3 separate regions of the Mus musculus genome follow, and all the other regions are linked to region 2. The links are chromatin loops, found by intact Hi-C in ENCODE. Cell type or tissue: heart. All regions are shown on one strand. Each heading gives the region's core, and the rest is flanking DNA. Links, peaks and the distances in the headings are about the cores only. Region 1 overlaps Emc2 (ER membrane protein complex subunit 2). Region 2 holds the start of Emc2 (ER membrane protein complex subunit 2). Region 3 holds the start of Eif3e (eukaryotic translation initiation factor 3, subunit E).

What was found. Peaks named below come from ENCODE experiments on the same cell type or tissue, not always from the same donor. Only the 100,000 strongest peaks of a DNase experiment are listed, where the experiment ranks them.
Region 1: it touches region 2 in a loop (2.4-fold over the local background); 4 of 42 quality-filtered maps call a loop at or near these places.
Region 3: it touches region 2 in a loop (3-fold over the local background); 19 of 42 quality-filtered maps call a loop at or near these places.

The regions. Positions count from the first base shown.
Region 1 is chr15:43,526,738-43,537,324 of GRCm38, forward strand. Emc2 (ER membrane protein complex subunit 2) reads left to right here. Exons shown (of 11, transcript NM_025736.2): 11 at 660-1,040. The coding sequence ends at 746. Among named protein-coding and RNA genes, the nearest start is that of Gm41316, 29 kb to the left of the region's middle. In heart, for the core only: a CTCF peak has its summit at 5,444 (motif pointing left); no DNase peak of the experiment used is centred there.
Region 2 is chr15:43,472,106-43,482,692 of GRCm38, forward strand. It overlaps Emc2 (ER membrane protein complex subunit 2), which reads left to right and starts at 5,124. Exons shown (of 11, transcript NM_025736.2): 1 at 5,124-5,220. The coding sequence starts at 5,181. It overlaps Gm10373 (predicted gene 10373), which reads right to left and starts at 4,931. Exons shown (of 3, transcript NR_046064.1): 1 at 4,863-4,931. In heart, for the core only: no CTCF peak of the experiment used is centred there; a DNase peak (open chromatin) is centred at 5,076; H3K4me3 peaks cover 1,352 bases; H3K27ac peaks cover 708 bases.
Region 3 is chr15:43,278,388-43,288,974 of GRCm38, forward strand. It overlaps Eif3e (eukaryotic translation initiation factor 3, subunit E), which reads right to left and starts at 4,349. Exons shown (of 13, transcript NM_008388.2): 1 at 4,216-4,349; 2 at 1-35. The coding sequence starts at 4,305. In heart, for the core only: no CTCF peak of the experiment used is centred there; a DNase peak (open chromatin) is centred at 4,374; H3K4me3 peaks cover 2,151 bases; H3K27ac peaks cover 1,500 bases.

The DNA.
Region 1 (10,587 bases), core at 1,807-9,806, 55 kb after region 2:
GTTCTGAATTTGCTTTTGTATACAGGAACCTAGGACTTGATATAATATATTTTGTTTTCATTATAAAATTTAATCCCAATTAGTTTTATAAAGTGAATTAGAACTTAGTAGGCAAGAAGTGTATCTATCATCCAGCGAAGTAACAAATCTGAAGTTTGAAAAATGTGACCTATTTTAAATAATGTCAAAGTCTGTACATTTTTACTTTTAAATGTTTAATTAAGATATTTGCATGTATAGTGCACCTCGTTTTAAATTCCAAACATCCATTTACAGGTTAGACAAGTAAATATCAACTCTATTTCTCTCTATGTGTGTGTTTAAATTTCATCTAAGTTATTCAGTTCCTCATAAATGTTTTGGAGTCTGAACCTAGGGTAGTTTTAAAATTCAATCTAAACTTTTATAGGTTATCATGCTAATTAAAATCAGCTTAAACTACCCAAGTATGTAGTGAAATATTTGTACACTTCAACTGAAGATGAAACCCTATTGCAAATATCCATGAAACTCAGAGTTCGCTCAGACTGTAAAGTACATGTGATTTCACAGGAATGATAAATAATATTTTCTTGCACAATATGAAGATGAGGTGTGATGTTTAAACTTTGCAATGAAATTGAACCTACCTAACTGAACTGTTTTTCCTTTTTAATTAGTTTGCAGGTCGAAGTAAGAAGGAAACCAAATACTCTCTTAAGGCAGTTGAAGACATGTTGGAGACATTGCAGATCACTCAGTCTTGAGGTTTCAGGAACCCATTTGACGTTAGATTTCAAACTACACAGTTGAACTTTTTGGCCTGTGACTGAATTTACTAAATATCTAGTGCTATTTGTATTCTAATTTTCTCTGAAGAGGTTGTTATAAAGAATGTTTAACTAAACCTCAGCTTGCCTTGTACTGCTAGGAAGCAGGGAGATGGAGGTAATCCATGGGACAGAGATTTAAGACCTATTGATTGTATATCCATCCTCGTATATCACCCCTACACCTTATTAAATAAACCATGGTTTATTAAACTCATGTATGAAAATTCTAGTTTCTTTTGTTTTATTGGAATTCGTGTGTTGTTGTAGAGCTCATTTGTCAGCTAAGTTCTTCTCGTTGGTGAGGAGAAACATACAAATATATAGCTTGCAGAAACAAATTATTTTGAGTATTTTACAGTGTCAGGCTGGATTTTGTTGTACATTTCAGTGGGCTGTTGAGGTTTTTATTCTTTCAAATTGTTCTAATAATAAATTTTACATAAATTATAACATTCTTTAAAATTGATGATAGCTCTGTGAAGGTTTTGTTTGATGTAGACATTTTTATCCATAAAATGCCTCAAAGGCAATAATGGGCTAAACATTTAGAATTAACCCTTTTACACATTATGGTTATTAAAGCTTTTAATTGTGAATTACATATAATATATTTAGAATCATAAAAATATCAAGGATATTGTAACCACTGGGATCTCCTTAGTTTTCAGGGGAAAGGAAAAATCTAAACTATTTTTTAAAATATTATTACTGTTCTTATATATAGTCATCTCTTTACTACAATTTCTTGTCTGTTTCTTTGAGTAGTGCATAGCCAGTACTCTGCCTTCAACAGCACTTTGCTTGTCTCCATAGGTTAGAAAAGATTTGAGTGCTAAGCACCAGGCAGCTGTCTATACAGGGCTGTTTATTCTCCAACTATGAGTAGGGGTTACAGAAAATATTGACAACTACTTTCATTATCAGCTACTTTTAACCGTTTAAATAATTCTTTGTACCAGAAAATTGTTTTTGGTGTTTAATCTTACATGTTATAGGTATTTTCATTTTATAAGTTCATGAGCAATGAACAGAAATTTGTAGTCTTCTGTGAGCTAATGCTGCCCATGTGAAGATACTTTTTCACCACCGATCTGTTAGCATAAAGATATACGTTTTATGTATACAAACCTACTTACTGCATCTCCAGCATTATGAAACATTTATATTATCAGCATTATGAAACATAAATAACCTCGTGCCTGCACCTTTTCTCCCTTGCTAGATATGAATGTATCTCTGAAGTTGTATTTGTGTAGTAAGAAAGTTAGTTCTTCCTGTGGCTGCTCCCTGCGGTTTCCTTTGATTGTTCAAAGGTATTTTTAAAATAACTTCCTGCCTAAGTTTGTTGCTAATAGTAGTAATTTATAAATTTTAATATAAGTACACAGATAATTTCTATTTCTTCTTTATTTACAGTGAGCTGTTTTGTTTAGACAATGACAGAATTTCCTTTCTGTGACAGATACAGGACATGAGTAGAAGCTGTGTCAGAAATGTGAGGCTAAATATTTGAAAATAAATATATTTTATCATAATAGAAAAACTCTAGATCTATGTAGAAAAAGCATTTGGCAAACTTCAGTTTCCATTTATGATTCAGAATAAAGCCTCAGAAACAAAAGAAAACTTTCCTTACTTGATGAGCAGAATCAACAGCAACTTAACGGCAGAAAAACTACATACATTCTCAGTAAGATACTGAGCAAAGACAAATTTTCTTCATTTATGCCACATAATTGCATAGAAAAAGGAAATAAAAGGCTTGTAAACTGAAAAGGAAGAAAGAATTACATCTCCTTCCCACTAAAAAGATTGTCCACAGAAAAAGTTTAAGGTAGCGTCCAAAATATACCGGATTCATACATTAATTCAGTAAGGTCAGTAAGGTTTTGGGTTTTTGTTTGTTTTTTGCTAAGCAAAAGAGAAATTTTTTGATGAATATGACTCATGCTAATAAAATGTATATAAAAAATCATTTTTTCGGGATTAAAGGCTTTAACATTTTAACAGTTGTTTTCTCAAAGTGGTTCTATAGAATTAACGTAATTTCTGTCAGGATTCTCCATTTATTGTAGGTCAAAAGATGATTCTGCAGTGTGTGAAAAGGCATCGCCAGAGAGGGGCATTAGCACTTGAAGACAAGAAAATTGAGGGATGGTGCTGCTAGGTACTAAGATAGAAGGCTGCAGTGAGCAGGACTCTTGGAGTGGTCAGTATGAAGATCGGATCGGCAGGCAGGAAAGGATAACCAAGAAACAGACCCATAGCTGGATGGACATTTGATTTTCGAAAGTACTGTTTGAAACAATGTGTTGGAGCAACTTTTAAAAGTACTCTGGAACAGTTACAGATAGTTAACAAAACAGCATGTGCTTTTATTTGGAGGAATTGGGTGGGATCAAATCCAGGGCCTTGACCTTGAACCCACACTTAGGCAAATGCTTTATCAAGTGAGCTACGCCCTACTAATTCTAGCATTTTGTGTTTTTGAAAGGTAATCCTGAGAGCCACTGAAATTGGAAACCCATTGTTATACTAAGTTGGTGGACAATGGAGACTTGTTGCTGTGGAGATCTGTATGTTTCATTCTTTGCTGCTTAACCTTTTTTTATGTTAGTGTTTATTGTATTATATTTTTCTCTTTTCGCTTTGCATCTTTTTTCTTTTATTTTTAACTCAAACTTCTTTTTACCACAAACCTTTTACCCCATGTATTTTATATTTTGGAGTATTTTTTTTCTTTTTAATTTAAGAATAGTTTATCACTTTTAAGTAACTATCACTTTAATTTCTCAGAAGTTAAGGTTAATTATTTCTATTTATGTTAAGTGCCCTCAATATCATGAGAAACATTAGACATTTATAAAGTAGCCTATTGATATTCATATGTAAATATTTTCCTGTAGGTCTATAGGTACACATCCATATACATTCATAATTGCAGGGGTTTTTTGCAACAAAATATTATCATCACCATAATGTAGGGAAGATACATGCTTTGTATTATAGTATGCAATACTGCTGCTCCACACAAAATAGCACAGCAGAAAGCAAGAATACAGAGTTCCTTAGCCATTGTTCTTGTACAGCTTATAGTAAATTTGGATATCTCTCAAAAACTAAATTAGAAGTAACCTTCATTAAAAAATGAGTGAATTCCAGTATGATATTTGCATCTCTATTGTTCACAAGAATATAAAAACTGTAAGAATTTAAAATTCATTTTAAAAATCTTATGTATATGGATGTTTCACCTGCCTTATTGTCTGTGCACTACATATCGAAGCCTGAAGAAGGCATCAGATTGTCTGGAGCTGGAGATACTGATGGTTATGAGCCATTTGGGTGCTGTGTATCAAACTCTGGTCCTCTCAAAGAACGAACAGTATTCTTAACTGCAGAAACATCTCTCCAGTTTACAAAATTCATTTTTAAGATGTTTAGATATGTGAGAAAATTCTCTACTTCTATCAAGTTACTGTGTAACTTTGGTGAACTTCCTTTAGCAAGGAAGTCACTATTAGGGAAGCTTATACAGTAACAGTAAAAAAATTATATAACAGAATGAATTAGAAATTTTAAGAACTGCCCATCAAATGTGGGATAAAGTATTGAGTGTCCTTTGTGACTTGAATTTATTTTCGAGTACCTCTTAGGCAAATGGGTTATGAATTACATGGAAGGGTGAGTGTGCCACATCTTCTGAGACCCCTTGTAGCTTTGGCTGTCCACAGCAATTGGCAGTCAAAGTGAAGGTCTCCAGAGTGCTAAGAAGGAACCACTGCTTTCAAATGTTCAGCTCAAATGACAACTGGTTTTGGATCTAATTTCAGTTTCCTGGCCTAACTGTCATTCTTCGTAGGTCAGAGAGGACCAGAGAAAATACAGCCCCATTGTTTGGTAACCCCTCAGTGACTTAAAACAAACTACTGGAATACAGATGCCTATCATTTTTGTAATTAAAATATTAATGAGGGGAATCAGGGTAGTGAGAAAATGTTGAAGATACATATATATTATGCGTGTATGTACACACACACACACACACATCTTTCTAAAAAGAACTTAAAAAGAACTCCAAATAGTACCTTCTACATGGTAACAAACAAACGATTGATCACCAGTAATAATCAAGATTGTGGGTAGCAAACACACCCTCCAGTGTCAGGAGCTCAGTTAGTGTGTCTAACAAGCCACCTGGTTGTCCAAAAATATGTTTTGTGAACATGTAGAATAATTTTGAAATAGAGTAATTAATGATGTATATTCCATATGACTCCAATTCCTGCACACACAAAAAAACATTATTATAAAGATTAGAAAGAAAACTGTTTTAAAGGTTAAAGAAATCAGTAAAAGGTGTTCAACAAAATATTTGTTTTCATTTTGAGGTAGGAAGCTATAGACTTCACATTCTTGATCATATTCTTTAGCTTCCCACAAGGAAATATTGACTATTCTACAGCATATTTTGTAGCATTAATAGCATTATATCTATAGTTGATATGTTAAAAATATCAATTTTAGTTGATTAGTTAAAATTCATAATTTAGTAATTATTGGTTTGAAATAACAAAGCTTTCATGTTAAGTTCTATACTATTTCACAAGCCTGTAGAAGTACGCCACCTAGTGTTTACCTTTTTTAAATTCTAGAACCCGCAGGCTAGGTTGGTATTATTTTTTTATTATTTTAAAATTTATTTATTCACTTTACAACCCCCTATCAGCCCTTGATCTCTCCTCATTCCAACTTCCCCTTCTCTCTGGAGAAGCCCCTGCACATCAAGTCACGGCAGGACTTGTCCCATCTTCTCCCACTGAGGACAGACAAGGAAGTCCATTTAGGGGCAGTTGATGTTATTTTAAACTACAAAATGTGGTCATGATTTATTCAAATCAATCCAGAGGTTAAAATAATTGTGGAACATTGTTATATATGTGCTCTAGCTTTTTGACATCAGACTTTCCTAAAGTTGTTATATATTTGATGGATGTTTTTCTTATTTGATTATCCCAATTCAGCAATTCACTTAACATGCCAACTTGTAGTAAATAAGAAATTAAGTTCAAGAGTTACAAGTTTTAAAGCCTTAGGATTAATTTGAATATATGATTATTAGTTAAATAATGTGAATAAATCAATACTTATGTGTATGTCTAACAAGGGCAGCGTCATTTATCCTTGGTGTGTTCATTGAGTTTATAAGTGTAATTGTATTAATTGAGGTCCTAGTCATTGAATATTGTCTGATGATGGAAATTTGCATTTTGGATGCACATTAGCCTGTATTCCAGTAGGAAACATTTTCAAATGTTAATACAAATGTAAATTTAAAACCCTTTGATTTGATCCCTGTGGCTTTTCAAGTAGTCTTGTGGTTTAAATCTGGAATAGTACCATAGGCTCATGTGTTTGAACACTTGGTGGCCAGTCGATGCTGCTGCTGCTTTACAAGTTCTTGGAACCTGTAGAGGGGAGCACTTGGAACCTGGAGGAAGTGCTTGTCTTGGGGCAAGACTTGAGATTCCATAGACAGGATCCCTTGCTCACCACCCTCTGCTTCATAATCATTTAGGCAGTGTTACCTCATGTTCCTGCTGGCATGCCTTTGCTGTGATAGACTGTATTCATTTCTAAAGCATGAACATAAAAAAAAATTAAAACAACCCTTCTTTGAATTTTCTTTTGTCATAGCAATGAGAAGAGTAACCAATATGCAGGCAGACATGCCCTGGAACAAAACGTCAAAACCTAAGGAGGGCTGGTTTTAAGATTTATTCATAGGGATGAAGTGTTGAGAATTGGTTCTAATGCTTTGTCTTAATTCAGCTCCCCAAATCACACAGGAATCTGCATCTCCAGATGCTAAGGGTCCCTATCCTCAATTGGTTTTTGATTAATCAATGAAGAGCCAAAGGCCAATGGCTGGGCAGGGTAAAAAAAGTAGAAGGACTTTTAGGATTCCTGGGCAAGAAATGCAGAAGAGAGAAGGAAGAGAAGTGCCATGACACTGAACCTGATGAGATTTCGGAGCTTCTGAAGAGAATCGTCCAGCAGTGGAGGTGCAGAAGGAAGGCAGCCCCATGGGAGGGCTGCCCAGAGGGAAAACAGGGCAGGAAAGGTACAAAACAGGTTTAGAAAGTGTTAACTGAGAAATACCAGAGGTGAGTGTGTGCTAGCTGAGGAGAGGTTTGGAAGCACCCAACCATTGAGCTGGTCATGGCGTATCAAAATATAAAGGTTGAATGTGTGTCTTTCATTTGTGAATCCAGAAAACTCTAACAGTGTTAGAAGTGTGATCACCACTAGGACCTCAGAACAGATTAACAATTCACCACTAAAATAAAGGTTTTTAATGAAGATACTGTTGCTTACGATGTTGAGTTCTCTAGGCTGTTCAACTAACTGGACAGTGCGAGAGAGAGAGAGAGAGAGAGAGAGGGAGAGAGAGAGAGAGAGAGAGAGAGAAAAGCATTAATATATACTAGAGATTGTGATAGAGATTTCATCAACATCGATAAAAAAACTTTAAAATTTGAATCCTGAGCTACTTACAACTACCAAAATCCTCAGTTCTATCTTTGAAAAAAAAAAAAATCCCTATTCCTCATAGTTCTTACAAATGGCACTTGTAAGAGCCGCAGTTTTTTTACTTCACGATTGGAATGTTTGAGGGCAGATGATACTGCTTACAAGATGGGCCACACTGAGTTCAGGTTGCTTGCTGAAGCAGCGCTTTCGTTCTCTGGTGGTCTCTATCTATGTCTTCTACCAACAAATGCAAAAGCTCCCAGTAAGAATGTCTCCTTTCAGTTTCCCTTCTCCTCAGGCATATACTTGTCCTAAAGAGAATGCTTAGGAAAGTGTGCTGACCTCATATTTTGTCTCCATGCCAACTGATGTCCACAAGGAGTAGCAAAGAAGTGCTAAGCTTCTCAACACTCAAACTGAGGTTATCAGTCTGTGAATTTAAATAGCAACATTTGAAAGTTATAGGCTAGGTTTATTTTTAATTGATTATGACAAATTTTGCTTAGAGCCCAGCAGGAACTCCTTGACAGCAGCTTACATTTTGCAGAAATTCAGAGTGAAAGATTTATGAAATTTCCCAATCTGCTAAGAATATGAACCAGACAGAAAAATTATCCACTAAGTTATAGTAAATGTCAGTGGCTTTAAAACAAAACAAAACAAAACAAAAAAACCCTTTAAACCCAAATTTATGTTTTAGTTCTAAAGGATATATACATTTTATTTATAATATTGCCTTATGGCTTTATGGTACCCAGAGTCTCTTGCAGTTGCCATGGGGAGCTCTGTTGTTCGTCAGTGCAGAGTTTTCTGCTTGGCACAAAATATATTTATGATGGCATCTGTGTTTGCTGGTTGTTGCATTTGCAGTGGAACTTGTATTTCAGCCAGTTGAAGAGAAGGGGAAAGAAAGCATATTAAACTTGACTTCTGGGCAATGAAACTGAAGCTTCTCGTTACTTGCATTGATTCATTCCAAGAACACAAAATGTAGCTGCAGTCGTGTTCCCTTGTTCTATACATGAGGCAGGCTTTTCTAATAATATAAAAACCCAGGAGATCAAGAACACTGTACTCTGTCAGTTGACAGGGCACTGGCTTTTAATTGGAATTTTAATATGGGGAATTAGTCCATATGGAAATTCTGAATTTTGTTTGCTTATTGAAGAGGAATCATCAATATCATATAATGCATCATTTACTTTAAACAAGGGGAACCTTTTTCAGATTTTTAAGGCAGGGTTTCCCTATCACCAAACCTAACTTTGAATGCTCGATCCTTTTCCCTCAGCTTCCCAAGGGCTGGGATTACACGCGTGTTGCTATATCACCCAACTGCAACTGAAAATCTAAATAAACTATCTTAAAAATTCAGCTTTCAGTTATAATGAAAGAACCAAGATAGGAAATGACAGTTAATTTATTAGAGTCTGCGATTTTTTCTTAAAAATAAATTTTGTTTTAGATTTACCATATATTGTTCAATCCAGTTTTACAAGTTTGGCTTTGTCTACTACATAGCCCTGTTTGATCATCATCAGACTATCATCAGGCATCCCAAGAGCAATCAAGACTATAGAAACACTTTAATATGGGTCCTTAATATAAAGAATTAATGCTTAGGTATATACATTATTTTCATTGTAATTTTGTAGATTTTTAAAAATTTCAATGTTTGCAGTATTAGAGACAGCATTTGATTCAACATGAACTTACAATGTTTCATGTCACAGATATGGTGGTACATATGTGTAAAAGGGGTGATAGTGATATCATTGTTGCACCTTGCTACTGAGGTTGTAGTCTACCAGGTCCAGACAGCTTTCCTGTGCTTGGCGGAAAATGGAATACTCCCTTTTCTTAGAGGGTCTTCATCTTCTCCACGACCTGTGGAGTTTGACCCTCAATCTTCGACCTGAGGAACGTCTCTCCATGGAAATGAAATATCCCCAGAACCTTAAGCCTCAGCCAATGAAACTCAGCCAAAGAAGAATCCCTTCCCTCTCTCTAAGTTTCCTTTTGTCTTGATTCAACCTGAATAAAGTGCATGTGCATAAGCTGTTTCACTGACCCTCAGCTAAAAGAGCCGCTTCGTTGAATACGGTATAAGAGCCGGTATAAGCGCCTGTAATACTAAAATCCTAGGAGAAGGCCTTCTCCTTGCTACATCCCCTGCCAGACCTGGATCCTGCCAACCCATCCATTTTAGACTGCCTGCCATTCTTTCCTACCTGGTATGCAGCAGTACCTGGACACCACAAGGTAAGAAGTGGAAAATGGAGCCACAGATAATGATCTCATTCTTAGATTTTGCCCTCAAGGAGCTTTCTTTTAGTATGAAAGATAGTCAATAAGAAAGAAAATTCTTCTTTTTTTTTTTTTAAATCACTAATCAACTTTCCAAGATGTCAATGTAAGAGTGAAAGTCCAGCATCTCATAACTGAATGCTTATGCAGCACCTTCAAACGATAATGAAACTAAGGGTTGGGAAATTTTGTGATCCCATGTGGGAAGAGTTATGCTTTTCTTATTTATTTATTTATTTTTAAAGACAGGTTTTCTCCATGTAGTCCTGTCTGACCTGGCTGGAATTTGCTATGTAGACCAGACTGGTTGTGAACCTCTGCCTCCCAAGTGCTAGGATTAAAAGTATATGCCACCTTCCCAGCATGTCCCACCACTGCATGACATGCCCCATTTATAAGGAGGAGAAAACAAAACATTTTAAAGTGATAGGTTTTATGTCTTTCTTGCTAGGAGCGAGGTTAAGACCCAGAATTTGTATAGTAGAACAGGAAATTCCAATATACTTTAAAACATATAAGAGATATCTGTAATTTCCATCTACTATAAAGTACCTGTGGGGCAGTTTTTTTGTTTGTTTGTTTTGTTTGTTTTTTTTTGTTTGTTTGTTTGGTTTTTTTTTTTTTTCGAGACAGAGTTTCTCTGTGCAGCCCTGACTGTCCTGGAACTCACTCTGTAGACCAGGCTGGCCTCAAACTCAGAAATCTGCCTGCCTCTGCCTCCCAAGTGTGCCACCACACCCAGCTCTGTGACAGTATCTTTATTACTACTACTTTGGAAATATACAACTAAAACCACTGGGGATTTTTGTTATAGACTATAACAGCTAAAGAAAATCTAAAGAGAGTGTTAAGTATGTGACAAGCTTTCTTTTAAAGATAAAATACATGATTTCAAAAGTGACATCAATTCTTACATTTTTTTCCCTTATCTTAG
Region 2 (10,587 bases), core at 1,236-9,235:
CTTGGCTCTGAGTATCTGCATCTGTATCAGTCAGCTGATGGTAGAGCCTCTCAGAGGACAACCATGTTAGACTCCTGACATGCATGTCCTTTTGAGTCTATGTTACCTCACTCAAAAGGATGATATTTTCTAGTTTCATCCATTTGCCTGCAAAATTCATTATGTCTTTGTTTATAACTGAATAGTATCCAATATTGTGTAAATGAACCACATTTTCTGTATTCGTTCTTCAGAGGGACATCTGATTTGCTTCAAGTTTCTGGGTATTGAGAATATGGCTGCTATGAATATAGTGGAGCATGTGTCCTTGTGATGTAGTGGAAATCCTTAGTTACAATAAGATGGCTTATATTATTTGTGATGATCATGAAGGATGTTGTTTCCCTAATTTCTTCCTCAGCCCATTTATCATTTGTGCAGATGAGGGCTATTGATTTCTTTGAGTTAATTTTGTATTTAGCCACTTTGCTGAAGTTGTTTATTAGCTGCAGAACTTCTCTGGTAGAATTTTGGAGGTCGTTTATATATAGTATTAAATCATCTGTGCATAGTGATACCTTGACTTCTTCCTAACCAATTTGTATCTCCTTGATCCTCTTTTGTTGTCTTATTGCTCTAGCTAGAACTTCAAGTACTATATTGAGTACATAGGGAGAGAGTGGGCATTCTTGTCATGTCCCAAATTTTAATGATTGCACTGCTTGAGAGGGATTAGGAGGTGTGGCATTGTTAGGGTAGTTATTGGAAGAAGTGTGTTACTGGGAGTGGGTTCTGAGGTTTCAACAGCCCAAGCCATGACCATTGGTTCTCTCTTCCTGCTTCCTCTGGTTCTGGATGTAAAACTTTCAGCTGCTTTCAGCATCATGTCTGCCTGTATGCCACCATAGCCCCTAACCATAATGATAATATACTAAAACTCTGAAATTGTAACCAATCCCCAAATACATGTTTTATTTTATAAGAGTTGCTATGATCATAGTGTCTCTTCACAGCAATAACACACTGACTAAGGCACCCTCTTTTTGTCATTTGACAGTATTTGGTTTTGTAGACATTAGAATAGGAACACTTGTTTGTTTCTTGGTTCTATTTGCTTTCAGTTCCTTTTTTTTTTTTGAAATTTTTTCACCTTAGGATAGTGTTTATATTTAGTGATAAACATGTTTCTTGAAGCAGCAAAAGGAAAGATTCTGTCTTCTAAATAGTCAGCTAGTCTGTCTTTTTTGATGTGTGATTTAGGTCACTGAATTTTAGTTTTTATTGAAAGGTATATATTGTTCCCTGTCATTTTATTAATCTTTTCGTGTTTGAGAATTTCTCTTTCTTCTCTTTAATGAGTGATGAAACATTTGCAGCATTTTTTCCCTTATTTAACCTCTTTATTGTGTTCATCTTTTTTTTTTTCAGACTGAAGTATTTATTCCAATATTCTCTGTTGGGCTACTTTAGTGGTCAATAATAATTCCTTTTGCTTGCTTTTTATCATAGTTTTTATTTCACCATGAATTATGGCAGACATTTGCTGGGTATATTAGAGAGGGTGTGCAGTAATAATCTTTCAAAGTTTGAGAGATATTAGTCCTTCTTGAGTTAATGGATTGAAAAGAAAAAGTCAGAAGCTTTTCTGACTGGCCTGCCTCTCTATGTGACTTGGCTCTTCTTTGCATTTTCAGTACACTCTCTCTGTTCTGTAGATTTAGGGTTTTAAATATAATATAAATGAAGAGTTTCTCTTCTTGTTCTGCTTCTTTGCTGTTCTATATGCGTCTTGTGTCTAGATAGGCTTCCTTTCACTATATTTGAGAAAATATCTTCCATGATGTCATTTTATGGCATTTGCATGAAAAATTTCTTCTTGGATATTTAGAATATGTAGGTATTGCCATAGTTTTTGACATCTTCTGTTCATACATTCAAAAAATCATTGACCTTGACTGACTCATACATCATTTTTGTTTTCACCTCTTCATACATGATATTTTATCTCCAATACCATCCATTCAGTTGGTGAGGATGTCCACTTAACTTTTTACTTGACCTATTTTTTGGAATGCTTAGTAGTGTTTTGCTACTTTTATTTTCATGGTCACCTTTTCTTTTTTTATAATTTATTTTTTTAATTAGGTATTTTCTTCATTTACATTTCAAATGCTATCCCAAAAGTCCCCCAGACCCTCCTCCACTCCCCACTCCCCTACTCACCCACTCCCACTTCTTGGCCCTGGAGTTCCCCTGTACTGAGGCATATAAAGTTTTCAAGACCAATGGGTCTCTCTTTCCAATGATGGCCAACTAGGCCATCTTCTGATACATATGCAGCTAGAGGCATGAGCTCTGGGGGGTACTGGTTAGTTCATATTGTTGTTCCACCTATAGAGTTACAGACCCCTTTAGCTCTTTGGGTATTTCTCTAGCTCCTCCATTGGGGGCCCTGTGATCCATCCAATAGCTGACTGTGAGCATCCACTTCTGTGTTTGCTAGGCCCCGGCATAGTCTCACAAGAGACAGCTATATCTGGGTCCTTTCAGCAAAATCTTGCTAGTGTATGCAATGGTGTCAGTGTTTGGTGGCTGATTATGGGATAAATCCCCGGATATGGCAGTCTCTAGATGGTCCATCCTTTCATCTCAGCTCCAAACTTTGTCTCTGTAACTCCTTCCATGGGCATTTTGTTCCCAATTCTAAGAAGGGGCAAAGTGTCCACGCTTTGGTCTTCGTTCTTGAATTTCATGTGTTTTGCAGATTGTATCTTGTATCTTGGGTATTCTAAGTTTCTGGGCTAATATCCATTTATCAGTGAGTGCATATCATTTGAGTTCTTTTGTGATTAGGTTACCTCACTCAGGATGATGCCCTCCAGGTCCATCCATTTGCCTAGGAATTTCATAAATTCATTCTTTTTAATAGCTGAGTAGTACTCCATTGTGTAAATGTACCACATTTTCTGTATCCATTCCTCTGTTGAGGGATATCTGGGTTCTTTCCAGCTTCTGGCTATTATAAATAAGGCTGCTATGAACACAGTGGAGCATGTGTCCTTCTTATCAGTTGGAACATCCTTTGGATATATGCCCAGGAGAGGTATTGCGGGATCCTCCAGTAGTACTATGTCCAATTTTCTGAGGAACCGCCAGACTGATTTCCAGAGTGGTTGTACAAGCTTGCAATCCCACCAACAATGGAGGAATGTTCCTCTTTCTTCACATTCTTGCCAGCATCTGCTGTCACTTGAATTTTTGATCTTAGCCATTCTGACTGGTGTGAGGTGGAATCTCAGGGTTGTTTTGATTTGCTTTTCCCTGATGACTAAGGATGCTGAACATTTTTTTCAGGTGCTTCTCAGCCATTCGGTATTCCTCAGGTAAGAATTCTTTGTTTAGCTCTGAGCCCCATTTTTTAATGGGGTTATTTGTTTTTTTGGAGTCCGACCTATTTTTTTTTTTACTTCCATTATCATTCTGGTTTTATTTTTTCCAGTATTTTATCTCCTTATTAAATTATTTCAACAACATACATGAACTTCCTTATTTCATTTTGCTGTCTGTATTCTCTGTGATAATTCTTGAGTCCATTGTGAGTTGTTGTGCCATATTTAAAATGATTTTTAAAATTCTGTATATGAACTTCTATGTTAATCATTTTTGCTGGAGGCCATTTGAATGAGGTTGGTAATTTTTGGCGGTATCAAGTTGTCTTAAATTTTCATGCTTCTTAGGTTTATCTCCTGGGATATGACTATTAGGGGGTCAAATTGTTGCTTAAGACTGGAGGTCAGCTGTGGTGCAGTGCTATGTTAGATTGGTGTTCCAGGTACCAGGCTCTATCTTTTGACTGCTGCTGAGGGTTGAGTTTGAATATTTCCTGTTTGCAACTATTCAGTAACTAACCCATTTTTCATAACAGTAGATAATAACTGAATACAAAATGAGTATAAAATGGATGCTTTTTAAATATTAGTTCTTGAAGTGGTGAGTCAATGGCACTGTGTATACTGATAGTATGGGTGGAAGGGAGGCAAAAGGGTCACAACTGCAGTGTGACTAGCAATAAGTATTGGGCTGTTATACTGGAAGTAGAGGAGATTGGCCCACATAGGATTTTAAATAATTGAGTAAAAGCAAAAATGGGGGGGGGCGTGTGGGACATTTGGTTAATGATAGACTAAAATGAAGAGGTAAGTTTAAAGTAGGTCTGCATTTGAGCTTTCAGAAATGGAAAAGTAAGAGGAATGGGTATAAGAAAAGAGAAAGAGGAAAAGGAGAGATAGAGGTAGACATAGAGATAGATAGATATAGATAAATAGAGAAGGATGGAGGAAAAGCAAAAAAGAGAAAGAAACAGTATGGGATAATATTTACACTGCTCCGTTTTATCAGAGCATTGGTATGAATTTGACTGAAGCATTTAATATTGTTTTGAATGAAATATTTTTTTAAGTCTGCTTAGTCTGAGGAGAAACTTTTTTGTTTATATGGAGATTTTAGTCAACAATAGTATCACATCATATATTTGATATTTTGGTAAAAGCTATTACCTTCCAACATGGTAACTATTAGAAGAGATAGATAAGTTAATTAATTGTAGTAATAATCTCAAATCATTACCCTATACACCATATATATATATATATATGTATATATATATATATATACATATATATATACATATATATATATATATTCTTTTGTCAATGATACTTCATTAAGGCTGAGGTATCATTGAGGACTGTGAAAGAATTGAATGAGTCTAGCTAAAGGAAAATAAAAAAACCTGGAGCGGCAGACACTAAAGACATTACATTTGATAAAATCGCAGGAAAAGTAGATAGTTATCTAAAGTTGCAGTAAAAGTAGAAAGTTACCTCAGCCCAAGTACCTCAGCCTCAGCTGTCTGTCACAGACTCCTTCCTCAGCAGCTCCCTCAGCTCCCCGCTGGCCCCGCCCCGCCTCGCCCCGCCCTCCGGCCCCGCCTCTCCGGCTTCTTCCCACTAGTCTGGCCACTCAGACCTCTCTGGCTCCGCCCTCTCTCCTCTTGAGTGGTTTACAAATGAGAGGAAGATTCCGCCCACTCCCCGCTATCGACCAATAAAAACTGGCTTCGTCATTTGCCACTTCCCGGTCGCGGGTGAAGTGCTGCGTCTCCCCGCCCTCTCTCCTCGCCGACTCCGGGTTCTAGGAAGATGGCGAAGGTCACTGAGCGTTACGATGTGACTTGGGAAGGTAATTTTGGGCGGGGAGGGTGCAGGAAGACCCAAAGCCCTGGGAAATGGTTTAGAATTACCCAGAATCCCCGGAGAGATTCGTACCCGGTTGTGTCCTCCGTCGGGCAGCTCTCCCTGAACTGCCCGAACCGAGTGGACACTGGGGCTGGTTCCTTCCTGGGCCCGGCCACAATCTGCGGCGTACCAGTGTCGCGATTGCTGGCCCGTACACCGATCCACCTGCCTCTCTGCGCACCGGTTTTGTCATCTACTGTTTAGGAGGCAGGAGGGACGCGGAGCTGCGGCTGTCACACAGCATGTGGTTTCTGGGAGGCGAGGAGGCGGGATCAATGTGTTGAAGCGAAGAGATAGTCCAATGGGATCTGTTTCTTCAACATGCACTTTCCATGGGTTTAGAAAGTCTCCCCTTTTAACTTCCTTGGCCAGTCCTATTTAAAGCACACACAATGTAGCTTCCTACTTACTTTCTGCCAACTAATTCATTTTCTGAAGGAGATTGTAACTGGTTAAATTGGAGGTATGTGTTCACATGTGATAGTCTTATCCTGTCTGATTGACCAAGAGTGGAGAATCTTTAAATAAAATATTTAAATCTTGGATCAGTTCTGTATGAGCTGTTATCTCTTTCAAAAAACGTTGGTGGGAGTCATGCTTAAGAAAATAAATGGGTGTTTTTAAAAGCATGAGATTTCTGTCCATATTCCCAGCAGTTGGCACAGTACAGTGTACTTCAGTAGCTAGTTTGCCCATTGAATACTTTTGTGGGATCTTTAACATGTAGAGTGAAATTTACATGAATTGTTTGAATGCAAATAAATCTCAAATAGTATAAGAAGGAAAAGATTTTATATTGAATAAAAAATGTAAGTCCTAGTTCTTTATGTCATATAAGACAAATGTTCAAAGAGTTTACAGTTTAATGGAACAACAGACCTGTCAATTCATTTTTAAAAGGTTCATGTCAACACATACCCTTCCACTGTAAAGTAGATAGGTTAGTAGGTGTTCCTTTCAATGCTTTTAAACATGTTATAAATACCTTAAGATTGTTGAAAAGTGATATTTTTAAGGTATGTGAAGGATAGCTTTTAAAATCTGTTAATGTGTACAAATCAAGGACAAAGATTATGTTACTGTTGGCAAGCAAAATGATTCTGCGTAGCTTCATGCTGTCCTGTGGGCATTCTAAGGTATAGCGATATAACTAGATTTGGAATAGTGACTGCTGTGTAATTTGTTGAGCAATGAAAGAAGAAATTATTTTTAAAGTGGTCAGTTAGCTTCTAACCTGAGAGAAAAGATTTTGTTGTTGGTTGATAGTTTTTTTTGTTTGTTTGGTTTTTGTTTTTCGAGACAGAGTTTCTCTGTATAGCCCTGGCTGCCACTCTGTAGTCCAGGCTGGCCTTGAACTCAGAAATCCACCTGCCTCTGCCTCCCAAGTGCTGGGATTATTATGTCATTCTGCTGAATGATCTGGCTCTAGATGGCATCTAGCTGGAGCCACTGCCTGTCCCAACTCTGAGCTGGCTCAGCTTGTCTTTCCTAGATTGCCTAAATTGGCATATACTTGTCTTCGTGGTTGGCACAAGTGATTCTTTCCATCAACAGAGTTCTCCCCTCATAGCCTCACTCTTAAATGTTAGTCTCTCAGAATCGTGCTCAAAAGTTACAGGTTGCAGTACCCTTAAGCACGCATCTTCTCACCCCTGCCACCATATTTACAAGAGAAGTAAAGAGGAAAAAACACGAAAATGAAAATCTCAAGCAACTGAATGGAACAAAACCTCCTGGACTATGTGCTTTCTTTCTATTGAAGCACTTGCTTGCTTGTTTTACCTCAAATTTTTTTCTCTGTTAGAATGAAAGAAACTAGGCCTACTTTGCTCACTTTTATGTAACTAGTGCTTGGCACAGCGAAGAAACTATTTACTAATTGACTGAATTATTCAAAGTGTTTACAACCAACACTAATAAGTTGTCCATGCTTTTTCTAGCTTTCTGGCCACTATCTTATGTGAACCTGGGCACCCCAGTGACTAGAACACAGTTTCCTTATTTTGTAAAATGAAGGCTTAATTTTCCTGAAAACCTGTTTTATGAGAATATGGATGGTTGATGAGATGACACTCAGATGGAGTTTTGTTTGGATATGGAGGACAGAGTCAGCTGTATCCTTAGGACCTCCATTAGCATCAGAAATGGATCCAAAGAACACAATAGAGTGTGTATGTGTGGGGTGTCTGTGTGTGTGCATATATATGTCTCTTTGTGTGGTGTTTGTTACATGTCATACATGAGAGTGTGGGTGTGCATAGGCACAAAGATGCCAGGAGAGGGAGTTATATATCTTGCTGTACACTCTTTATTTGAGGCGGGGTTTATCACTAAACCTGAAGCCAGGCTAGAAGACTGCAAACGCCAGTGAGCAATATCTCCTCCCCTGACCTCTTTCCTAGTGCTGGGGTTAGAGCCAAGCAGGGCTCTTTATGTTTTGCAAGGGATTCAACTCAGGATCTTATGGTTGCAAAACATGGACTCTTACCCAACAAGAGCTCTTAACCACTGAGCATCTCTCCAGACCCTGTAATTTTTGTAATAGGAATGCATATAAAAGACTTTAGTAAGTTTAACACTCTTTTAAGTCTCAAATAGATGATATAAACAAATAAAATGTTCATTTCGTAAGCCAGTTGAAAACATTTGTTAAGTAGAATATTTAGAATTTAGACTTGTAAGGAAAGTAGTCAAGTTTCTTGAGAATATATATTTAGGCATGGCTGGATAGGGTGCCTTGTGCAGAGCCTAGCATAATAGATGTGAAATGAGTTTTTAAAATACTGTAGAAAATTTTGTTTGTATTCCTCCCTTTTTACTTCATACCTTAAGAAGCCACAATTTTGACAGTTCATGGATGCAGTTTCCCTCTCATATCTAGAAGACATAGTCTCATAGCTGACATTATGGTTTGCTGACTCTCAACTTTTCGGCCACATTTTTGTGATTTTCTCTGAGATTGAGGTATAGGCACTGCATTGTATAAGTATCAACAGTTTGGTTTCTGTATCTTACTTTTTCTTTAAGGTGCTAGGAAAACCTTGTGCCAGTTCAAATGTTTATATTTTATATATCTGTTATGCTTACCATTACAAATAACTCCCTCTTTGTAAGATTTTGATTTTTTTTTATCTTTTTGTATGTATGTGTGTGTATGTATGTAGATGTCGTAAGTTCCTGCCAGGTGTTTGTCTATTGATTTCTACCTAATTTTACAAAACAGTTTTTCCCACTATATCTTGAACTCACTCATTGGCTGGACTGATTGGCCCGTGGGTCTCCAGGATCCACTTCTCTGTGTTCTTAAAACTAAGGGAGAGTGTCTCCATGTCCAGGTTTTTGCAGTGGTTCTAGGGATTGGAACTAAGGTCTTTATCTATCCTTCTGCAGTAAGCACTGTATCAGGTGAATTGTCTTTCCCCCCTGCCCCTTGTTTTTGTTTCTGAATAGCGATTTCTAGGTTTACTTCATTTTTTTCACACTGTTCTTTTGATGGGTTCTCTGCATCCATTTGCTGCCAAGTGCTGGAACACATTAGATTGACTTCGCATCTCACTAGTGCACTGCCATACATAGCTGGAAGAACACTTCTACTGAAGTTTCTATGCATTGTAATAACTTACATGTTGCCTTCAAATTTAGTACCCACCTCATCCATTAAGAGCCATGGCAATTTCATTATCACTAATTTGGTGATCCAAATTTTGGGACTATGAATAATTGTTAGAAGGTATATACTGATTCATATAAGTGAATCTGTAAATGGTCTTTGAGTATTTATATTGGAATGTTGGAAATACATGGAGAAAGGAGTTTTGTACAAAAGAAACAAGAGTAGGAAGCAGGCTATTTCCTCATTTCTTGAGGTTCAGGTGTCTTAGCACAGTGAGACCTAGTCCTTAGGGAAAAATAAACAGGATAGCCCATTTGTAACCTCTCCTATTGCTATTACCCCTAGTACAAAGACAGAAGTTAATAGCATACAGAGAGTGATTAGTAGCTTACCTTTAAAGTATACAATAAAATGAGCTTGGATTTGAAGAGCATGCTGGCTTTGGGGAACAGCTTTAAAAAGAAGTATACTCAAGGGAGGGATGCTCCCCAAATTTTCTTTCTAGCCAGAGGTTTCCCCTTATTTTGCTTACTTAAGGTAGCCTAGCCTTTTGTAGTGTTTGATGTTTACTAGAATGCTTCCTATAAATTACTCGATAGTAGGAGTCCTAAACTCACACTACATAAATGGGGGCAGTGTATGTATGAAGTTGGCTGAAAGACTGTAGCAGTGCCTATGAGGAATTCACAAGGGCTAGTAATTTAAATCGACTTAGAAGTAAAAGAAAAGTCCAAACCACACCACTGTCCAAACCTGGGCTCTCGGTTTTGCTGTATTTAAGTTTCACAAGAGCCCGTTAAAGCTTCTAATCCTGTGTATTTAATAACCAAAGTGGTAGAAATGTTCAGTGATAAGTCCCAAATCACCACTTTCAGGTTGATGAGGCAGTTGATTTAATACTAGTTCTCCAGCTACATCCCTTGTCATTCTGCTTCTTAGTGCCTAGAGCCAAGCATCGGCATGTTTTCTTTTAATAAAGAAGAACCTGATAGTAAGTATTTCTATCTAAATGTTCTAAATGTCAGCAGCTTTGTGTATTATTTGGCTTGTATTGGCTCTTCCTGTAACATTACAGCACAGAAAAACAAAACCTCCCTAAACATATGTTCTAATAAAAGTTGGCTTGCAAAACAATTGGCTACAAATTTTGGCCATAAGGTGGTAGTTTCTTGACTCAAATTTAAATTTTCTGCTATAAATGCAAAGTGAAGAGCAAGCCAAAGATAGTGTAGTTAGAACAAGATTAATAGTGTTTGGGGTTATTATTGAATAGAGGCTGATTGAGGGAGAATCATCAAAGCAGCAACATGCATACAAACGAACAAAATTTTCTGTTTTCAGCACACACAATAATGCTCACTACAGTAGCCAAATTATACGAGTATTATTTTTTATCTTCACTTGGTAGATGAGAATGTTGAAATGCAAAGTGATTGACTCAGCGAATATCCAGGTAGAAAATGTTAGTGTTGAGATTTGAAGAGCAGATGTTTGAGTATTGCATTTCCAATCTTGATCTGTGTGTGCAGATGAAAATAAGAAAGATGTATGTTCTAAGGTAGATACTTAATTGTACCTTAGCTATCTGTCTTAATTCAGGCTAATAGACAAATATACTACAGTGGATGTCTTAAATCATACATTGTTTTCATATGGTTCTAGAGGATAGGAAGTGGAGAGGCAGGTCCTGGCAGATCT
Region 3 (10,587 bases), core at 910-8,909, 190 kb before region 2:
AATTTTCCTTGTAATAATTCTTTTTCATTATAAATCTGCAAGAAAAAAAAAACTTAATGAATATTTAAATTCTTCAGTTTATTTAAAAACCATACTTCACGAAACTATTTTGAAAAAGTATGTGTCTGTGTATGTGTTGGGAAGTCAGGAGAACAGGTTTCAATCCCTGAATGCCACACAAAAATGAAGAGAAATGACCTCACAAAGTGCTCCTTTGTTCTCTGACCTCCATGCATGTGCTGTGCTAACCAATGCACCCTAGGGCCCCCCACCCACCATTTTTACTTAAAGAAAGCGTCATAGGGCTAGATATACAGGTCAGTAGAAGAACACTGGTGTAGTGTATATGTATATAAAGGCATTGATTCACCACCCAGGATCACCTGCGTGAGTTTGTCCATATACAGACACAGACAGACACAGACACAGACACACACACACACACACTGTAAAAGAAAAGAAACCAATATAGGAAGCACTCAATTTACACAAAATATCCTGTCTACACAAATATTTGAAAATCAATGTCATTCCCATTTACTTCTGATCTCAATTATTGTTTTATCAAGCAATCTTTTACTTGTTCTAGGAAAGATATGCAATACACAAAAGTATCCACACCTTCTCTTCTTCTCCACACCCAGGTAATTAGGAATAGGCTCTTAAATATTTTACCTCCTTACTATCCTTTGCATCCCCATGATGACTACCCACCACTCCTTGATGTGGCCACTCCTTTACCTTTATATTTGTCTCATTTAAGAGTTGCAACCATTTAAATGCTTCTCCATCTGTACCTCTAAAATTAAACTAGAACCAATTTTGTAAGTCAACAACCTCATGACAAGGTTTTGCTTTGCAAAGGGTTCTGGAAACACATATTAACTCACAGGAAATACATTATACATATAGACTCACAAACATGAAGGCTACTTAGGATATGTTAGGAACCTGAGAGATACTTAGCCAAATAAGACTCATGTCCTGAGTTTAATCTTGCAAAGGAAAGAAAGATCTAGTAAGAATTCACAACCATGTAACACAGACTCAAACGTGAATGTTCCAAATTAGATATAAAACTCCAACAAAACAGTAACAAATGACAATCCAACTGAAATGGGTAAAACATCTTAATAGTCACTAACAAATCAAGATAATCAAATGAACAAAACAACATAAGCTCTCATTAATCAAAAGGAAGTATATATAAAAACTATGATAAAAAAACAAAACAAAAAACCTGAGAGTATCAGTCTTAGTGTGAATGAAGACTAAACAGAACATTCAAATCCTACTAGCAAGAACACAGTCATTTAAGAAAAAAGGTTTTTAAGCCGGGCGTGGTGGTTCACGCCTTTAATCCCAGCACTCGGGAGGCAGAGGCTGAGGCAGGCGAATTTCTGAGTTCGAGGCCAGCCTGGTCTACAAAGTGAGTTCCAGGACAGCCAGGGCTATACAGAGAAACCCTGTCTTGAAACCCACCCTCCCCCCCAAAAAAGAAAAAAAGGTTTTTATTTCCTGACATCATACATGCTTTGACTCACCAACTTTGTAAGATATTAAAACAAGAGTACATCTATTTAAAGTATAATTCCCAAAAATCTTTACAGTACACAGTCGTTTAGTACTAGAATGGATGAACAAACTGGTAGACTACAACAAATTAACCATCAGCACTGATGGTCAGTATTCATAACTGCCGTCACAGGGCCAGTGACTTTCACAGATGGAAAGATGACTCAGGAATTAGTTCGTGAAGCCAGGGGTGCTGGTATACATTTGTTAATACTCAGGACGACCTCTGGAGTAGGGAGTTCTAGACCAGCTAGGACTACACAGGGAAACTCTGTTTCTAAAAACAGCTTGGAATATAGATCACAGTGGTAGACAGCCTGCTTGTCACATCAAGGGATTGGAGTTCAAAACATTAAACAAGTATAAAATCCTGTTGGTGAATTTCATTTATATGAAGAAAAAGAAAGTTGGGGGTGGTGATATACTTTTGTAAAGTCAGCCCTTGGGAAAATTACAGTCAGGTAAGGAGTTCAAAGCCCTCCTGGGTTACCTAGCAAGCAAGATCTTATCTCAAAGGGAAAACAACCCCTCCACAACAGTCAGACAAATCAGGTGAACAGAGCTTACACTGAGAGGTAGAATGACTGAGAAGCTGGTTAAAATAGAAAAAACAAAAGAACAAAACCAGAAACAAAACAAAACAAACCTCTGAAGTGCAGAGGAATCGAGACAGAGGACGATCCTAACCCATGCCCAAATTCAAAACCCACTCTTCTTATCTTGGCACTCACCCTCTAACCTGACACTTCACACAATAAACTGTGACATGCAAATTCATAATTCATTTAACTATTCAATGATTATTAAAAGCCTTTATGCAGAACTATTTCAAGTGCTGAGGCCATGTGGAGAACCTAGATTAGAAACCAGTTTTTCTCTCCTGGAACTTTTATACTCCAATATACAAATGTATCAGTAATGGCAAACATCATGACCACTGCCTCTGTCCTAATTACCTAGCTTCCAAGACTCAATTCCCCCTTTCAAAGTACTTTTTTTGCCCACTAATGGTTAACAGAAATTCTTGAATTTTAACAGTATTTAGTCAATACTTGCCTGATATGTATCATTTTTACCTTACAGACACATCAATCTATAAAAAGGTTACATTTTTCAATGGTGAGATGCTGGAGATTTAGCTTGGATTTTTCATAGTTTATGTCTCAATATTTAGGAACGGTCTTCCTCTTGAAGTATTAAAGCCACCGTACTACCCCGGTAATAACATTCTTTTAGATGTTTCCCGAGTCTCAGTTATAGCCTTGCCTATGAATAAACAATCTACACTTACACATTCTTCCCTTAAAAACATAAATGCATTAAAAAACACAAAAATATTAAGTTCAGGCAGATCTAAAATATCTCTGCTACACTAGCAAGGTGAGAGACTTCAATATGTATATATCTATATCTGTATCTGTCTATCTATATATATATATATCATATACTCAGAAAATGAAACAAAAGACAGTCAGAACTTTTTCTCTCTAGTGTGCAGACTACAAAATTCAATGCAAAAAGAATATATCCATCAAGCTCATGACCCACCTGTCAAGACATTCTTCAGCATTTATTGAAAATTAATTTTGCTGTTCCCTGCTGACAATACACTTGTTTAGAAAACTTCCTATGAATATAAATACTATACCTGTCATATAAACCGTAGCTATCTGGAAGCGTATATATGTCATCAAAACAGTTTTACTAGACTTTTTAGAAAACTGCCAGTGAACACAAAATACCTGCCCCTGAATCTGCAGTTCCCTGTTATAATCTGTGTCCAGAAAGCACAACTTACTAACTCTGCTAGACAAAATTCTAGCCTTACACTTTACTTACTGTAATTAGTAAAATGCATCAATTTCTCCATAAAGCCAATATATAGTTAGCCATAATAGTTCTAATCCAATACTTCTTCTCAGTACCCCCAAACAAACTCCTAAATTCAGGACTGAAACGTATTAAGTCCCCAAACTACATACTTAGGACATCTCATTGAACATTTATGACTGAATCATACTTCGTTAAGTCTGAACATCAACACTAAAAACAAAGTTTACATTGCAGCTTGTGGGTTATTCTTGGTCCTCACTCTCATCTGACAAAGTACGCTACATTCCTATGAAATAAATATCTATCGATGACCAGGAAATTCACAGCAAAGTATCCACAACTTCAAGGAAATTAGAATGCCTGAAATGTAAGAGAATCTTGTAATGGGATTCTGAACACAACCCAAATCCAAGGCCATAGACTCAATTTCTAAAAAGAAAACTGAAATTTCCAATAGCATCCGTGGCGAGCCCAAAGCACTCGCTCAGCCAACGCAGCTTCAGGCAAAAACAGACATGGCCGCCCGCAGGATCCTGAGCCTCGGGCCAGGAAGCAAAGACCCCGGCGTCGCCAGAACCCCGCGCTGTCACCTCACCCCTCCGGACGCACAGCCGAGTCCCACCGCCCCGAGCACCCCGACAGCGCTACGATACGCGGGAAGCTGCTGTCCCAGGGCCCAGCCCGTGTCTGTCAGGGCGGCCCAAGCCGGCTTCCGGCTCGCACGTGTGTAGGCCCTGCCGCCGCCTCCCCGCGTCTCCAGGCGCCTCTCTCGTCCCTACGCCGTCCTCCTTCTCAAAGCTTCCTCACCTCTTTCACAGAGAGAAACTCAAGAAGCGGAAAGACCAGGTGCCGATCCAGAAAATGCGCGATGCGAGTAGTCAGGTCGTACTCCGCCATCTTGCCGGGGGAAAGGAGCGCTTGTTCGCTAAAACTTTATTGACAGCTCCGAGAGGCGGACAGGCCCCGCACTGCGCATGTGCAGTAGTGGCCCCGCCCAAGCGTGCTGATGACAACGGCAGCAGTTGCGCGTGGTGGCCTCTCCCTCCCTCCCCACGCCTTCTGGGTGGGGCTCAAACTTTGCACATAATTTCTCTTGTTTGGAAGTTCTGTCGCTTCTTGTACCAATAAAGAAAAGCTAGTTTTAAGGAGGAAAGAACCCAAGAGTTTAGTTTTACACATAAGTAGACGAAGTATAGCCTGCCTGACATCTACGTGGAAAGAGTACATATTTGAAACTACAACTAGGTCTCAAAGATCAGTACTAAAGCAATACACTATTAACTCTGGGTAACTTACTAATGGAACTGAAAACCATGCATAAAATTAAGCTGAAAGAGTGTTTGAAAGAGAGGTGAGGGAGGTTAAATCTAGGTAATTCACCTTACACAAATGGGGGCAAGTATGATCAAGCCTAGAAACTAGATCACTGAAATATATGTGATGGCTATTTATGGTGGTCAACTTGACTACATTTGGAATCTAACAAAATCACAAGCAGTTAGGTACATCTGTGAGAGATTTTTCTTAATTAAGCTATTTAAGATAAGACCTATCTTAAATCCATATCACTAAGATGAGAAGATCCACCTTTAATCTGGACCTTTAGGCAGGCTAAGTATAGAAAAAGAAGATTAAGCCCTTTGCTAGCTTGCCCTTGTTCTCCCTGGCAAGTTCATTCTTTCGCTGACATTAAAACCTAGTTCTCCTGGATTCCAGCTTATACTGAAGATCACCTAGGACATCCAGCCTTAATTGAACAGCTACTATATTCTTAGACTTTTCATTGGGAGACAGACATTTTTGGAATAGACTATAACCTGTAATCCATTCAAATAAATCCAATTTACACACACACACACACACACACAGACACACACACACACACACATCTTAGGGTTTTACTGTTGTAAACAGACACCATGACCAAGGCAGCTCTTATTAAGGACATTGAATTGGGGTTGGCTTACAGGTTCTGAGTTTCAGTCTATTATCATCAAGGCAGGAACATGGCAGCACCCAGGCAGGTTTGGTTCAGGAGGATCTGAAAGTTCTACCTCTTCATCTGAAGACTGCTAGCAGAATACTGGCTTCTTGTCAGCTAAGATGAGGGTCTTAAAGCTCACACTAACACTGACATACCTACTCCAACAGGGCCACAGATTCTAATAGTGCTACTCCCTGGGCTGAGCGTATACAAACCATAACACGCATTCAACCAGTCTCTCTCTAGAAAACCCTAACTAATATAACCTGGATGAAGGAGGGAAGCACCAGAGGATCCAAGAAGCATTTAGTTAAGTAAAACAGCTCTGATAGCTCATGGCAATAAATAAAGCCTACATTTGTATTTAAATTGTTCACAGCCATTTATTTATTTACATTTACTTAAATTATCCACAACAATTTTCTCCTGTTAATATTTGACTCTGGTCATTTCTTCCTGGCACATCCTATCCTATTGATGACCTTTACATGGACTCTTTCAATTAGTTGTGGATGAAAAAATCTACTCATAGTGAACATAAAAGGCAAAAGGAGAAAGATCACAGCAACATATATAAACATGCTTTGAAGATATTTACAAGAAAGATATTCTAGTAGATCTTCTAGTAGATATAGGATGCAGGCAGTGTGAAAAGAATGGGGTTTGTATGCTGGTAGTACTAGGTGTAATACTGATCTAAACAACTAAGGGAAGATTAGAGTATTGTGAGCAGCCGATTGAAATATGAGCAGAACAGAGAGTATCAGTCAGGCTGATGCCCAATAGACTACCAATGGAATACTGCAGATAGAGAATGCTTGGCTGACTGGGTATGATACATCTTAAAATAGACAGAGAAGAGAGCACTGAAGGTGGTCCAGGAACCACTTGCATACCAGAGAGACTCATAGACAGGAAAATGAATGAGTAACCTGAGGAAACGAACTTGGAAACTTAGCTGAACACCAGTGTCTATAGGAGAGGCTGCGGTCCCAGGAAAAATAAAAAAGGACAAGAGACAAATATATTTGTGAACACTTAGAAATTTATCTTAAGTCCTGAGGAGCCTTAAAGCATTTTTGAGTATGAAAGAAAATAGTCCTATATTTCAGGAAGATTAATTCTGACAGTTGTGTGGTTCGATGACAGCTAGTGGGTTCGATGAGTGATATGTGGAGAGTCTATAAAGGCCTTCAAAGCTGGACTGGGAAACCTTGATTTGATCAGATAGGCAGTGATAGCCACTTAGTAAATTTTTAAGAAAAAGACATGAAGACAGTGATTTTTCTTTGTCCCTTAAAATTAAATTGGGTTTGACTTATAAGATTGATAAAAGTTGTGACAAATTAGAAACTCTGTTACTTTTCTTCTGGAATTTTTGTTGTTGGTTAGTCAAATGCACACACACACACACACACACACACACACATATAGAGGTTAATTTCTAAATATTGAAAAGCTAATTTTATTGATATAGTTTCTTTCCAGTGTTGTCAGAAAAGAGATATTACAGAGAAAACACAAGAAGAGCCTCACCTGGCTCACTCTGGTAGTGTCAGGTGTAAAGTTTGCTTCTTACAAACTCACCAGATGTTTAATGAACATTTAACGAATGTTTGATGAATCATTGATGAATATTGAATGATCACCATATTGAGCTCTTGAGGGACAAAGGAAAAAAATTAATTCTAGCCCACGAGGAATAGTTTCAAAGGAGTGCATTATGCAAAGAATAAGCCATCATAACATCATGAGAGGATACTCTTTGCATAGTGTTCCTGGGGCTTGACAGAGGGAAATAACTCACTGCCTGAGAAAGTAAGAGCTTCCTGGGAAAGTTAACATTTGACAGCATTTATCTGAACATATAGATGTTGGGATGTTCAAATTTAAGTAGTAGCAGAGTATGGAAGACTTTGAGAAATTCTTTTTTTTTATTAGGTATTTATTTCATTTACATTTCCAATGCTATCCCAAAAGTCCCCCACATGCTCCCCCACCCACCCACGCCCACTACTTGGCCTTGGTGTCCCCCTGTACTGAGGCATATAAAGTTTGCACGACCAATGGGCCTCTCTTTCAACTGATGGCCAACTAGGCCAACTTCTGATACATATGCAGCTAGAGACGGGAGCTCTGGGGGGTACTGGGTAGTTCATATTGTTGTTCCACCTATAGGGTTGCAGATCCCCCCAGCTCCTTGGGTACTTTCTCTAGCTCCTCCATTGGGGGCCCTGTGATCCATCCAATAGCTGACAGTGAGCATCCACTTCTGTGTTTGCTAGGCCCCTGCATAGTCTCACAAGAGACAGCTATATCTGGGTCCTTTCAGCAAAATCTTGCTAGTGTATGCAATGGTGTCAGCATTTGGAAGCTGATTATGGGATGGATCCCCGGATATGGCAGTCTCTAGATGGTCCATGCTTTCGAATCAGCTCCAAACTTTGTCTCTGTAACTCCTTCCATGGGTGTTTTCTTCCCAATTCTGAGAAGGGGCAAAGTGTCCACACTTTGGTCTTCCTTCTTCTTAAGTTTCATTTGTTTTGCAAATTGTATCTAATATCTTGGATGTTCTAAGTTTCTGGGCTAATATCAACTTATCAGTGAGTACATACTGTGTGAGTTCTTTTATGATTGGGTTACCTCACTCAGGATGGTGCCCTCCAGGTCCATCCATTTGCCTAGGAATTTCATAAATTCATTCTTTTTAATAGCTAAGTAGTACTCCATTGTATAAATGTACCACATTTTCTGTATGCATTCCTCTGTTGAGGGGCATCTGGGTCCTTTCCAGCTTCTGGCTATTATAAATAAGGCTGCACTGAACATAATGGAGCATGTGTCCTTCTTACCAGTTGGAACATCTTCTGGATATATGCCCGGGAGAGGTATTGCGGGATTCTCCAGTAGTACAATGTCCCATTTTCTGAGGAACCGCCAGACGGACTTCCAGAATGGTTGTACAAGCTTGCAATCCCAACAACAATGGAGGAGTGTTCTTCTTTCTCCACATCCTCACCAGCATCTGCTGTCACCTGAATTTTTGATCTTAGCCATTCTGACTGGTGTGAGGTGGATCTCAGGGTTGTTTTGATTTGCATTTCTCTTATGATTAAGGATGCTGCCATTCAGTATTCCTCAGGTGAGAATTCTTTGTTTAGCTGTGAGCCCCATTTTTTTTAAAAATTTTTTTTATTAGGTATTTTCCTTGTTTACATTTCCAATGCTATCCCAAAAGTCCCCCATACTCACCCCCCCCCGATCCCCTACCCTCCCAATCCCCCTTTTTGGCCCTGGCGTTCCCCTGTACTGGGGCATATAAAGTTTGTAAGTTCAAAGGGCCTCTCTTTCCAGTGATGGCTGATTAGGCCATCTTTTGATACATATGCAGCTAGAGACAAGAGCTCCGGGGTACTGGTAGGTTCATATTGTTGTTCCACCTATAGTGTTGCAGTTCCCCTTAGCTCCTTGGGTACTTTCTCTAGCTCTTCCATTGGGGGCCGTGTGACCCATCCACTAGCTGACTGTGAGCATCCACTCTGTGTTTGCTAGGACCCGGCATAGCCTCACATGAGTTAGCTATATCAGGGTCCTTTCAGCAAAATCTTGCTAGTGTATGCAATGGTGTCAGGGTTTGGAAGCTGATTATGGGATGGATCCCTGGATATGGCAATCACTAGACGGTCCATCCTTTCGTCACAGCTCCAAATTTTGTCTCTGTAACTCCTTCCATGGGTGTTTTGTTCCCATTTCTAGGAAGGGGCAAAGTGTCCACACTTTGGTCTTCGTTCTTCATGAGTTTCATGAGTTTAACAAATTGTATCTTATATCTTGTGTATCCAAAGTTTCTGGGCTAATATCCACTTATCAGTGAGTACATATTGTGCGAGTTCCATTGTGATTGGGTTACCTCACTCAGGATGATACCCTCCAGGTCCATCCATTTGCCTAGGAATTTCATAAATTCATTTTTTAATAGCTAAGTAGTATTCCATTGTGTAAATGTACCACATTTTCTGTATCCATTCCTCTGTTGAGGGGCATCTGGGTTCTTTCCAGCTTCTGGCTATTATAAATAAGGCTGCTATGAACATAGTGGAGCATGTGTCCTTCTTACCGGTTGGGACATCTTCTGGATATATGCCCAGGAGAGGTATTGCAGGATCCTCCGGTAGTACTATGTCCAATTTTCTGAGGAACCAACAGACTGATTTCCAGAGTGGTTGTACAAGCTTGCAATCCCACCAACAATGGAGGAGTGTTCCTCTTTCTCCACATCCTCGCCAGCATCTGCTGTCCCCTGAATTTTTGATCTTAGCCATTCTGACTGGTGTGAGATGGAATCTCAGGGTTGTTTTGATTTGCATTTCCCTGATGATTAAGGATGTTGAACATTTTTTTCAGGTGCTTCTCTGCCATTCGGTATTCCTCAGGTGAGAATTCTTTGTTCAGCTCAGAGCCCCATTTTTTAATGGGGTTATTCGATTTTCTGGAGTCCACCTTCTTGAGTTCTTTATATATATTGGATATTAGTCCCCTATCCGATTTGGGATAGGTAAATATCCTTTCCCAATCTGTTGGTTGCCTTTTTGTCTTATTGACGGTGTCTTTTGCCTTGCAGAAGCTTTGCAATTTTATGAGGTCCCATTTATCGATTCTCGATCTTACAGCACAAGCCATTGCTGTTCTATTCAGGAATTTTTCCCCTGTACCCATATCTTCGAGGCTTTTCCCTACTTTCTCCTCTATAAGTTTCAGTGTCTCTGGTTTTATGTGAAGTTCCTTGATCCACTTGGATTTGACCTTAGTACAAGGAGATAGGAATGGATCGATTCGAATTCTTCTACATGATAACAACCAGTTGTGCCAGCACCATTTGTTGAAAATGCTGTCTTTTTTCCACTGGATGGTTTTAGCTCCCTTGTCAAAGATCAAGTGACCATAGGTGTGTGGGTTCATTTCTGGGTCTTCAATTCTATTCCATTGGTCTACTTGTCTGTCACTATACCAGTACCATGCAGTTTTTATCACAATTGCTCTGTAGTACAGCTTTAGGTCAGGCATGGTGATTCCACCAGAGGTTCTTTTATCCTTGAGAAGAGTTTTTGCTCTCCTAGGTTTTTTTGTTATTCCAGATGAATTTGCAGATTGCCCTTTCTAATTCGTTGAAGAATTGAGTTGGAATTTTGATGGGG